2 separate regions of the Homo sapiens genome follow, and region 1 is linked to region 2. A link is a contact called in ENCODE Hi-C or POLR2A ChIA-PET data. All regions are on one chromosome and are shown on one strand. The core of a region is the stretch at or near the end of the contact, and the rest is flanking DNA. Distances in the headings are between cores, read along the strand shown. Region 1 holds the start of ZNF66 (zinc finger protein 66). Region 2 holds the start of ZNF431 (zinc finger protein 431).

Region 1 (5,000 bases), core at 1,726-4,225, 370 kb after region 2:
TAAAGATCTTATATTTAGTTGGTACTTTCTCCTGTTGCAATAATTTTTTGGAATTCATTTTTTTTTTACATAAATCTAATGTTTTTATTTTACAAAGTACAGAAAGTGCCACAAAACATAACGACTGCATCATCAGTAAGACCCTCTCAGTTTCCTTTCATCTTAACCTCAACTGCATCTGCCTGTGGGACCCCAGCTTTCCAGGGCTCTGTAGCTTCTCTCAGGATAAAGGCTCCTTCTATGGCTGGGGTGAGCAGGCTGGACACCTGCACGGGAGGCTCCCCAGAAAAAACTAACTGAGTCTTCAATATCCAGTTGCAGGCTTAATTATTAGCCTTAGCTTGGAGTCACTAGGTTCAAGCTTTAATTTCCATGTCAGAATTACTCACTTAGTTTTTGAAACTATGTGTTTGAAAAATCCAGGGAAATTACTCAAACGCAGTGTTTACATAAGGGAAGGAAATTTTAAGGTTCTTACTTTTTTTTTTTTTTTTTTGAGACGAAGTCTCACTCTGTGGCCCAGGCTGGAGTTCAGTGGCATGATCTCGGCTCACTGCAACCTCCACCTCCCGGGTTCAAGACATTCTTGTTCCTCAGCCTCCCAAGTAGCTGGGAATACAGGCATATGCCACCACACCTGGCTAACTTTTGTATTTTTAGTAGAGATGAGTTTCACCATGTTGGGCAGGCTGGTCTCAAATTCCTGACCTCAAGTAATCAACCTGTCTAGGCCTCCCAAAGTGCTGAAACTACAGGCATGAGCCACTGCACCTGGCTAAGATGCTTGCATTTTATACCCCTATAAGAAAAGCATATATATCTACTTCTTTCAGACAATGTATGTATTATTTTATTATTTATCTTAAAAATAATGCAGTAGGCCGGGCACTGTGGCTCACGCCTCTAATCCCAACACTTTGGAAGGCCAAGGTGGGTAGATCACGAGGTCAGAAGATTGAGAACATTTTGGCCAACATGGTGAAACCCTGTCTCTACTAAAAACACAAAAAAATTGGCTGGACGTGGTGACACACACCTGTAATCCCAGCTACTTGGGAGGCTGAGGCAGGAGAACTGCTTGAACCTGGGAGGCAGAGGTTGCGTGAGCCGAGATCACGCCACTGCACTCCAACCTGGTGACGGAGTGAGACTCTGTTTCAAAAAAATAAGTAAATAAATAAAATAATGTAGTAAAAAATTAGTCATATGGGAACACTTCTAGAAGGTACCATGTTTCATCACTTAAAATTTAGCATTTAACTCAGAAATCAAAATAAAAGGATATAGAAAAAATTTACCCTGCAAAAAGAGGAACTAATGTGTTGATGAATCCATGTAACTCCTCAATTATCTACCACATTTTCCTGTGGAAATATATTCATTGTCTACAGCCAAAATGGAAGAGAGATTTTCCCTATATTTTTCCTTGGTAACTAGCATTCCTGGCAAACATGGTGAAACCTCATCTCTACTAAAAATATGAAAACTAGCTGGGAGTGGTGGCGCTTGCCTGTAGTCCCAACTACTGGAGAGGCTGAAGCAGGAGAATCGCTTGAACCCATGAGGTGGAGGTTGCAGTGAGCCAAGATCTGACACTGCACTCTAGCCTGGCGACAGAGCAAGACTCCGTCTCAAAAAATAATAATAATAATAATAATTAATTGAGGAACATGGGGGACACTTGAGGCCCTGCTTGGGACACATGTGAAAAATGCCAGGGAAAGTCAGTCCCCTGTGGGATGTGAAAATAATTAAGTGGCAGGCAATTAGACTGAAGAGGCTCTAGTCCCCGGATTTCTATTTCTAAAAAAAAAAAAAAAAAAAAATCTAAGCTCAAGTGCATTTTTTGGCAAATTACTACATTAGGGGAAACAAAATTCAGGCTTCAGCAACTATAAACTGCCAATTAAGCTCTAATTACATAACCAGGAAATTTCCACCTTGATTGTACAAATTAAGAAACTACATTACTAAACCTAACAAATTATTGAATTTGGTTTTCCTCATCATGCATTTTATAAATGTCTTTTCTTCAAGCCTCTCCCATGGACCACAAACTACAAACTATAGCTGGGTGCTCTACAATTCTTGAATCACTCTTTGATTAAATTGTTTGATATTTTTGCAGTGACTCCCATAATTTTTTTTTTTTTTTTTTTTTTTTAGACAAGAGTCTTGCTCTGTCGCCCAGGCTGGAGTGCAGTGGCAGGATTTCAGCTCACTGCAACCTCCGCCTCCCGGGTTCAAGCGATTCTCTCACTTCTGCCTCCCGAGAAGCTGGGACTACAGACATTCGCCAACATATCCACCTAATTTTTGTATTTTTAGTAGACAAGGGGTTTCCCCATTTTGGTCAGTCTGGTCTTCAACTCCTGACCTCAAGTGATCCGCCCGCCTCGGCCTCCCAACGTGCGGGGATTACAGGCTTGAACGACCGCGCCCGGCCCCATACAATTTTAATAGCAGAAAAGAGAAACTGTGAACCCCACAGACCAAAGCTCTTCCCATTCATGAACCCGCACCGCGAGTCAGCATTCTCCCCTGAAGACCCTCCGGTGGTCCCTGCACAATCTGGGAGAGACACGGCACTGCGGGTGCAGAGCTGCCCACAGAGCGCTCCAGGCCAGGGGCACAGTCACTGCGCGGGGAAGCGACAGGACGCCCGGGGGCCAGGCTGTCAGCGTAGCCGCCATCTTATGGCTGAATGGGACTGAGGCAGAGCTGGGTAAGGAGAATTCGGGGTGCAGATTGTGGAGCTGACTGAGGGGAGGCCTGAGTCCCGCCACAGACACTTCACCTCTCTCGGGATGCTGGACCGGCACTCTCACCATTTCTAGGCTTCCAGGGGGTCCTGGCGTCTTAGCTGTGGATCTCCCAATACCTGCAGGACACAGGGCCACAGAGGCTGGGCCTCTAGGAGAAGAAGACAGAGAGCAGTGAACAGACGACCTGGAGCTCCAGCTGCAGGGAGAGACAAAGACCCCGCCAAATCCGGAAGCCGTCCTGTTCATTCCAGCTGCGTGCCTGATTGGACGGTTTCCAGCCCAGCGCCTCTGATTGGCTAATGCTTAAGGTCCCGCCCCCTCAGACACTGAGTGACAGAAGATGTGATCAGCTGCTGGGCGGAGTGAAGAAAAGAGTGACAGCCTAAGCTGCAGCCTTTTCAGGCAGGGCTTCCTCCCAGAGCTGAGCCTGGTCCATGCCAGAGCATGGGAACATTTTATCTCTTTTTTACTCTCTGTCTTGTTGAATGTATTCAAAGGTGAACAGAAGTATTTTGCTGTCATATTAATAATACATAAAATTTTTGTTCAAGAGAAAATCAGCTTTTACTTTGGTAATAGTGTATTAACGATTAAAGCTAATTTTAATAAAACCTTATAAATAAATCAAATTTGTCATTTTTGACCACTCCAGATTTACATATATATTTTGTAATCCCTGTAATTTTTTTATCTATTTATATTTTATTTTTATCCACATTCTTCTTATTTTTTCAACTTGAAACAACCTTTAAGTAATTTCAAACTGCTATAAGAGATAGAAATAATTTAGGGTCAGGCACAGGTAGCTCATGCCAGTAATCCCAACACTTTGGGAGGCCAAGGTGGGTGGATCACTTGAGGTCAGGAGTTCAAGACTAGCCTGGCCAACATGGTGAAACCCCATCTCTACTCACAATGTAAAAAATTAGCTGGGTATGGTGGTGCACATCTGTGGTCCCAGCTACTCCGGAGGCTGAGGCAGGAGAATCACTTGAACCCAGGAGGTGGAGGTTATGTAACAGCCCAAGGGGTTCATTTTGCCCTTTGCCTAGACAGAGCCAATTCATGAAGACAGGAGAATTTATGGAGGAAAAGTTAAATGTTAAATTTGAACTCAATTGAACGTGGACACAATGGTCACCAAGTCCCAGAACAGGTCCTGGTTGTGAGCCCCTGAGGTGTTCATCCAGAGCTGTATCAAAGAAATGTCTATTTCATTCTATTACTATACATTAGTTGTTGAAAAACAATAGACAATCACAAAAACAACTTGACCCTTTTGTGTTCCGTGAGGCAAGTCCCAAATGGCCCTCCTCACTGGGCCTTATGCCAAACAACTCGTTACAAAAGAGCTAGGGTCCCAGACCACCCTGAAGCTTCATGAGACTCCTTGTCTGTGCATGAATGGGTGGCCGACTCTGGAGCCTGGGCTGTTTCTTCCTACTCAGTTGGTAATCCTCCATAGTCTAGTGAGGGTAAATATATATATATATCTTTTCCCATCTCCTCTTCTTACTGCAATTTGCTTATTATATCAATCTGTGTATTATATTTATTTGCTTATTATATCATTTGCTTATTATATCATTAGTTTATTCTGTCTGCATTGATATTGATGTGGGTTAAAGCTTGTTTACCATTAAAGTTATTGTATGTATGTCTTTTCTTCTCCTCTCCCACGTTTCCCATACAGAACATTTTTGGCATCACAAACAGGATTTGAAAACAAAAGTGGGCCCCTTTTTGACCAGAAGGATAGGGCTGGAGGCTCAAGGATTTCCCATATCCTGAGATGGGATCACTCCCAGTTCTCCTTCTTTGTGATTGAATGGTTCAGGGGAACTGGCCTTTGTGGGAATTGGGAATCTAAATTAGTGCAATTTAAACCTTTGACTGTGCGTGAAGTGCTGCAGGGGATTCCAGTCACCAAAGGAGATGCTGAGGGAATCTCACAAAGTGGATAGTGTTTGATTGCTGCTTATAAGTTAATGTGTCAAGATAGGGGCTGGTTGCTACAAGAGAAATATAAGCTGGAAAAGGAAAATGCTAATCTGACTTCCGGACTGGCCCTGGCCCAATGCCAGTCAATGTCTTGACTGATCAGGCTCAAAGCTATCAGCCTATTGCTGAAAAAAGCAGCTGTCCAGGTGGCCCAATCAGGGTAAAACTGAAGAACTAGTCAGCCGGGGCTTAGAGCATGTAAAAACCCAGTTCCTATCTCAAAAATGGGAAATT
Region 2 (5,741 bases), core at 1,678-4,177:
AACCATGTAGTAAACAGTTATATGGGAATACTTCTAGGTGATACCAAGTTTCATCTCATAAAATGTAGCATGAAACTCAGAAATCAAGATAACAGGATTTGAACAGAGATATTTAGTCACAAATTCACCCTGCAAAAAGAGCAACTGATGTTTTCATGAATCTATGTAACTCACCAATTATCTACCACATTATCTCATGGAAATGTATTCATTCTGTACAGCCAGAATGAATAGAGATTTTTCCCTATTCTTTTCCTTGGTAGCTAGCATTCTAAAAGCTAAGCCTTGGAATTCTGTTTGAATGCACCCAGCCATAAAAAAAACACACCTGAGGAAACTTGTAAACTCACTCTGGGAAAGAAAAAGGTAAATGAGAATTTTTAACAAATGGGATACATAATTAGATATTAATTTTTTTTCTAAAACCCACCTCTTTTATGCCCTTTGTAAATATTTTCCTACCTGCCAGGCACAGTGGCTCATGCCTGCAATCCCAGCACTTTAGGAGGCTGAGGCAGGCAGATCATCTGAGGTCAGGAGTTCGAGACCAGCCTGGCCAACATGATGAAACCCTGTCTCTACTAAAAAAAAATACAAAAAATTAGCTGGGTGTGGTGGTGTGTGCCTGTAATCTCAGCTACTTAGGAGGCTGAGGTAGGAGAATTGCTTGAACCTGGGAGACAGAGGTTGTAGTGAGCCAAGATCAATCCTTCTGCAGCCTGGGCAGCAAGAGTGAAACTTGTTTCAAAAAAAAAAAAAAATTCCTACCTTTCAAGCCCTACTAATATAATGCAATTTACAGCTAAAAAAGTGAGGTCAAAATAAGTAAACAAATATTTTCAAGGTGACAAACCCAGGGAGTGGCAGTGCTGATTAAAAAACAAATGTGTGTCTGACTCATGTTTCAAGTCAGGCCATTCAATCACTTGGGAGATTCTTCCACCCACTCCTGCTCACTTATGTGCTCATGAACCACCCATACAGGAGACACTGCAGTATTTCTCGGTGACTGCTCCAGGTGCATTTTACTTTGCAAGTTCTTACACCATCTCACTAGAGTCAGGTTTTTTTGTTTTTGTTTTTGTTTTTTTCTGGTCTTTTGGGATACTATTTTATCTGTCACAAATTTTTCACTTTTTAACACTATTTTTCTTCCACTATATTTATTTCATTATCTTTCTGCCCCCTAAGACAATCCAGGGGGCATACATTATTTCTGTGTTTTCCCATCAGTGCCAGCATCGGACTGGCTGACCAGCAATGTGTCCCCAAGAAATGAAAGCTGGGTTGGGCGTAGACAATTTTAATGTCTCAAGAGGTTACCTTTTCAAAATAAGAGTAAACTAGAAGATTCCTCTCAGCCCCAGGGCATCCACTTGCTTCCTTGAGAGGATACACTCCATATTTCAAGTCGTCCTATGGAAGAAAATAAACCAGAAGCTGATATTCACTAGGCACTTTAGCTGACATAACCACGGTGGATATCTTAGTTCATCCCCAGACAGCACTGAAACCCACGACCAGAAAAAAACTAAAAGGTGGCTGAGGACACATCACCCCATAAAGTTTCCAAAGGAAAACCTTGACCGAAAAACATTCTGACAAGATCTCTGTGCCTAGAGAAGATACAAGGAGAAAAGGCACAGAGAGTTTTAACAATACAGTATCAGGGGATTATTCTTTGCTTTCTTCTCATGGGAAATATTTACAGATATTTTTTTTAAAAAATCTTTTAAAAAACTTTTTGAAAAGCGTCATTTAATGCTTTGTCAAAAAATAATTAAAATACGGTATAGAAAAGTACACTAAAAGACAAATAGGCGATAACGTGAATTAGGGAGGAAAAGCTGGCATTTGGAAACACCAGAAGGAACTGGAAATTTAGTATCTTACTGCAAGCCAGAGGGAGGCTGGAGAAATGAGGAATGGGGGTTAGACTTAAGACCCTGCTTGGGACACAGGTGAAAAATGCAGCGGAAAATCAGCTCCCCATGGACTGTGAAAATAATTAAAAGGCAGGCAATTAGACGGAGGTGTCTTTAGTCCCTGGGTTCCTACTTTAAAAAAATCTAACTGACGTACATTTTTCAGTAAATTACTACATTGAGAGAAACAAAACTCAGCCCTAACCAACTATAAACTGCCAATTAACCTCTGATTACATAATCAGGAAATTTTCACCTTTATTGTACAAATTAAGAAACTATGTAACTCTACCTAACCAATTACTGAATTTGGTTTTCTTCATCATGCTTTTTATAAAAGTCTTTTCTTCAAGTCCCGCCCATGAAGCACAAATTACAAACCACAGCTGGGTGCTCCACAATTTTTGAATCACTCTTTGATTAAATTATTTAATGTTTTTATAGTGACTCCCATATATTTTTAACAGAAGACAAGAGGAACTGGGAACTCCACGGAACAAAGCTCTTCCCATTCATGAACCCGCACCCCGAGTCAGAACTGTCCCCTGAAGACCCTCCCGTGGTCCCTGCACAATCTGGGAAAGACGCGGTGCTGCGGGTGCAGAGCTGCCCAGAGAGGGCTCCAGGCCAGGGCACAGTCACTGTGCAGTGAAGAGACAGGACGCCTGGGGTCCCGACTGTCAGCACAGCCGCCATCTTATGGCTGGAGGGGACTGAGGCCGAGCTGGGCAAGGAGAACTCGGGGCGCAGACTGTGGAGCTGACTGCGGGGAGGCCTGAGTCCCGCCACAGCCACTTCCCACCGGTTACAACCAGCCCTTCCCCTCTCTCGGGATGTCCGACCCGGCACTCTCACCATTTCTAGGCTTTCAGGGGGTCCCGGTGTCTTAGCTGTGGGTCTCCCAATACCTGCAGGTCACAGGGCCACAGATGTTGGGCCTCTAGGAGCAGAGGACACAGAGCAGCGAAGGGGAGACCTGGAGCTCAGGCTGCGGCGAGAGACAAAGGCCCCGCCACATCCCGGAAGCCGTCCTGTCCGCTCCAGCTGCGTGCCTGATTGGACGGTTCCCAGCCTAGCGTCGCTGATTGGATAACGTTTAAAACCCCACCTTCTCAGGCCCTGAGTGACAGAAGATGCGAACAGATGCTGGGCTGAGTGAAGAAAGAGTGACAGCTTAGGCTGCCGTCTTTTCAGGCAGGGCTTCCTCCCAGAGCTTAGCCAGGCCCACCCCAGAGGGAATTTGTATTTAACCTTGTGTGTAAAGTCACATGCATTTATAAATAACATACTGTATGCCTATTCACAAATGAAAAGAATATAATAACAATTATTTTAAAATTTCGGATTTTATGACCTTCCCGGCTTCTGGTCTTTCAGCAGGCCGTCTGAAATTTTAGAACGGAGGTAATTTTCTGAAATAAAATGTGAGCCATATGTAAATTTTAAATTTTCTAGTAACCAAACTTAAAAAAAAAAAGTAACAGGTTGAATTGATTGTAACAATTTAATTAACCCAATATATCAAAAAATTTTCATTTTAATGTGTGAGAAATATGTGATTATTAATAAAGTATATAAATATTTGAAACTAAATCTTTGAAACTAACTCTGTATTTTACCTTTCTAGCACATCGCAGTTCAGACCAGGAACATTCCAGGCACTCAGGAGCCACACATGACCAAAGCTTCCACATTGAAGTGCAGCTCTGATGTCGGGAGGTGAAGGGCCCCAGCAAACCTTTTCTGCCAGAGGTGAAGGAAAAGCCTCTCCCTACCAACATCTCCCTTCAGTTCTGAGGGTGGAACAGATAGTGGCCATAGAAAGAGCAGAGGGCAGCAAGAACAAAATAACCACAAGGAGACCACTGATAGCCACCTGTTGCCCATTTTCTTCCAGAGATCAGACAGTGAAGAAAGAATGTTGGGGCCACAGGATAATAAAACTCTGTGTCTTCAGATCTGTCCACACTCTTGACCTCAAATGTTTAGATATGGAGAAAACAGATTAAAGGCAAAACTTATTTTGCTATTGGCCTTGGCCCTAATGGTCAGGCCGTAGTTATCTGTTTTCTCCTGTGGTGTGTGGGACTGTGTGGGTATAAGCACCAATCACATGCATACATGTCTACGTGTATTTCTGCATTACTCAACATTCTCTTACAAGTCACCCAACTTTAAATCAGGGGAAAAAATCAGTACCTATAGGGTGCCCACTGTTAGAAGGTAACTAGTAATCAACCTGTCATAGAATCCTGGTGTCCTATCTGCACGGGGTGCATGTATTAGTTAGCTATTGTAGCATAACAAATCGTCCAAAACTTATTAGTTCATAATTGAGATGGTCAGCCATTTAGGCTAGACTGAGTGGGGCCGTTCTTCTAGTCTCAGCTGAGCTCTTTGAGACACGTATCATCAGCTGCTTGTTGACTAGCCAGCTGTGCTTCTGGGGGTGAGCTTCTAGTTCTGGGGCTGTCAACAGGGCACCTTGCTTCTCCTTCCCATGGTATCTTATTTTCCAGCTGGCTAACATGGCTTTATTCAGGGAGATGGCAGCATTCTGAAAGAAAAACAGAAGCATTCAAGACCATTTGAGCCTGGGCCCCAAACTAGCCCACTGTCATGTTCACAAGTTTCTACCACTCTGAGCCAATAAGGCCAGCCAGATCTAGGGTTTGGAAAACAGATTCTGGATCTTGATGGAAACAGTTGTAAAAGCACCTGGCAATGGGCATGGATACAGAAGAGATTAAAAATTGCCACCATTTTGCAATTAGTACCAATCTACCTCTTTTCCATATGTGGTTCATAGAACTCTTTCACATCAAGAAAATTGTCCAAAGACCCACAGATACTAAGTGGCTGGGCTGAGACTCAGGATTAACTCTGTCTGACTCCAAAGCCCATGTACCTCCATAGATCACACTACAAAGTAGCTGCCCTGCCCTAGACCCTTGAAATCCTGGAGAGTGACACTTGTACAGAAGAAACCAGATTCCTTCAGATTTGTGCTCAGTACTGTTTATCATTGGGAATAATCATCTCAAGAAATTGCAGAAGCACTAGCTGGCTCACACCTGTATTGTTAGCACTTTGGTAGCCTGAGATGGGAGAATTACGTGAGCTCAGGAGTTCCAGTGCAGCCTGGGCAACATAATAAGATGCTGTTTCCATGAAAAATAAAATAAAATAAAATTTAGCCAGCCATGGTGGTGCATGCCTGTAGTCCCAGCTACTTAGATGGCAGAGGCAGGAGGATTGCTTGAGCCTGGAAGGTGAAGGCTGAAGTGAGCCATGATTGGTTACACCACTGCAATCAAGACTGGTTGATAGAGTGAGACCCTGTCTCAAAAAAAGAAAAGAAATTGAAGAAGCATTTTGAAAAGACATAGAATAATTTAAGGAAATAGCTGAGGGATGAGTTTAGGAAATCGAGGCCCAACAACACATTATTTATTTTTCATCATATAAAAAAATTTGAAAACTTTTAAGAGAAAGAAACTTTTTTTTTTTTTTTGAGACCAAGTCTTGCTCTTTTGCCCATCCTGGAGTGCAGTGGCCTAATCTCTGCTCACTGCAGCCTCTGCCTCCTGGGTTCAGCAATTCTCCTGCTTCAGGCTCCCGAGTAGCTGGGATTACAGGTGCGCGCCACTATGCCCAGCTAATTTTTTTTGTATTTTTCGTAGAGATGGAGTTTCACCATGTTGGCCAGGCTGGCCTTGAACTCCTGATCTCGTGATCTACCCGCCTTGGCCTCCCAAAGTGCTGGGATTACAGGTGTGAGCCACCGTGCCCAGCCTAAAAGAAAAAAACTTTAGA

What was found. Hi-C counts contacts between places; a loop is a spot of excess contacts on that map. ChIA-PET counts read pairs that join two places held with the same protein, here RNA polymerase II (POLR2A). Pooled maps may share reads with other maps.
Region 1: a map of CD8-positive, alpha-beta T cell shows a loop between it and region 2 (11-fold over the local background). The contact joins the promoter of ZNF66 here to the promoter of ZNF431 in region 2. A Hi-C loop is called at or near these places in 9 of 168 maps with a recorded cell type or tissue (B cell, CD4-positive, alpha-beta T cell, CD4-positive, alpha-beta memory T cell and 4 more), 9 of 37 single-sample maps with no recorded cell type and 21 of 50 pooled maps. POLR2A ChIA-PET finds 5 or more read pairs at or near these places in 19 of 52 experiments (AG04450, CD4-positive, alpha-beta T cell, CD8-positive, alpha-beta T cell and 13 more).

What each region holds. Positions count from the first base shown.
Region 1 is chr19:20,774,279-20,779,278 of GRCh38, reverse strand. It overlaps ZNF66 (zinc finger protein 66), which reads right to left and starts at 2,975. Exons shown (of 4, transcript NM_001355197.2): 1 at 2,829-2,975. The coding sequence starts at 2,831.
Region 2 is chr19:21,139,226-21,144,966 of GRCh38, reverse strand. ZNF431 (zinc finger protein 431) reads right to left here and starts at 2,927. Exons shown (of 5, transcript NM_133473.4): 1 at 2,781-2,927; 2 at 1,324-1,416. The coding sequence starts at 2,783. RefSeq lists enhancers at 441-1,640, 2,422-2,901.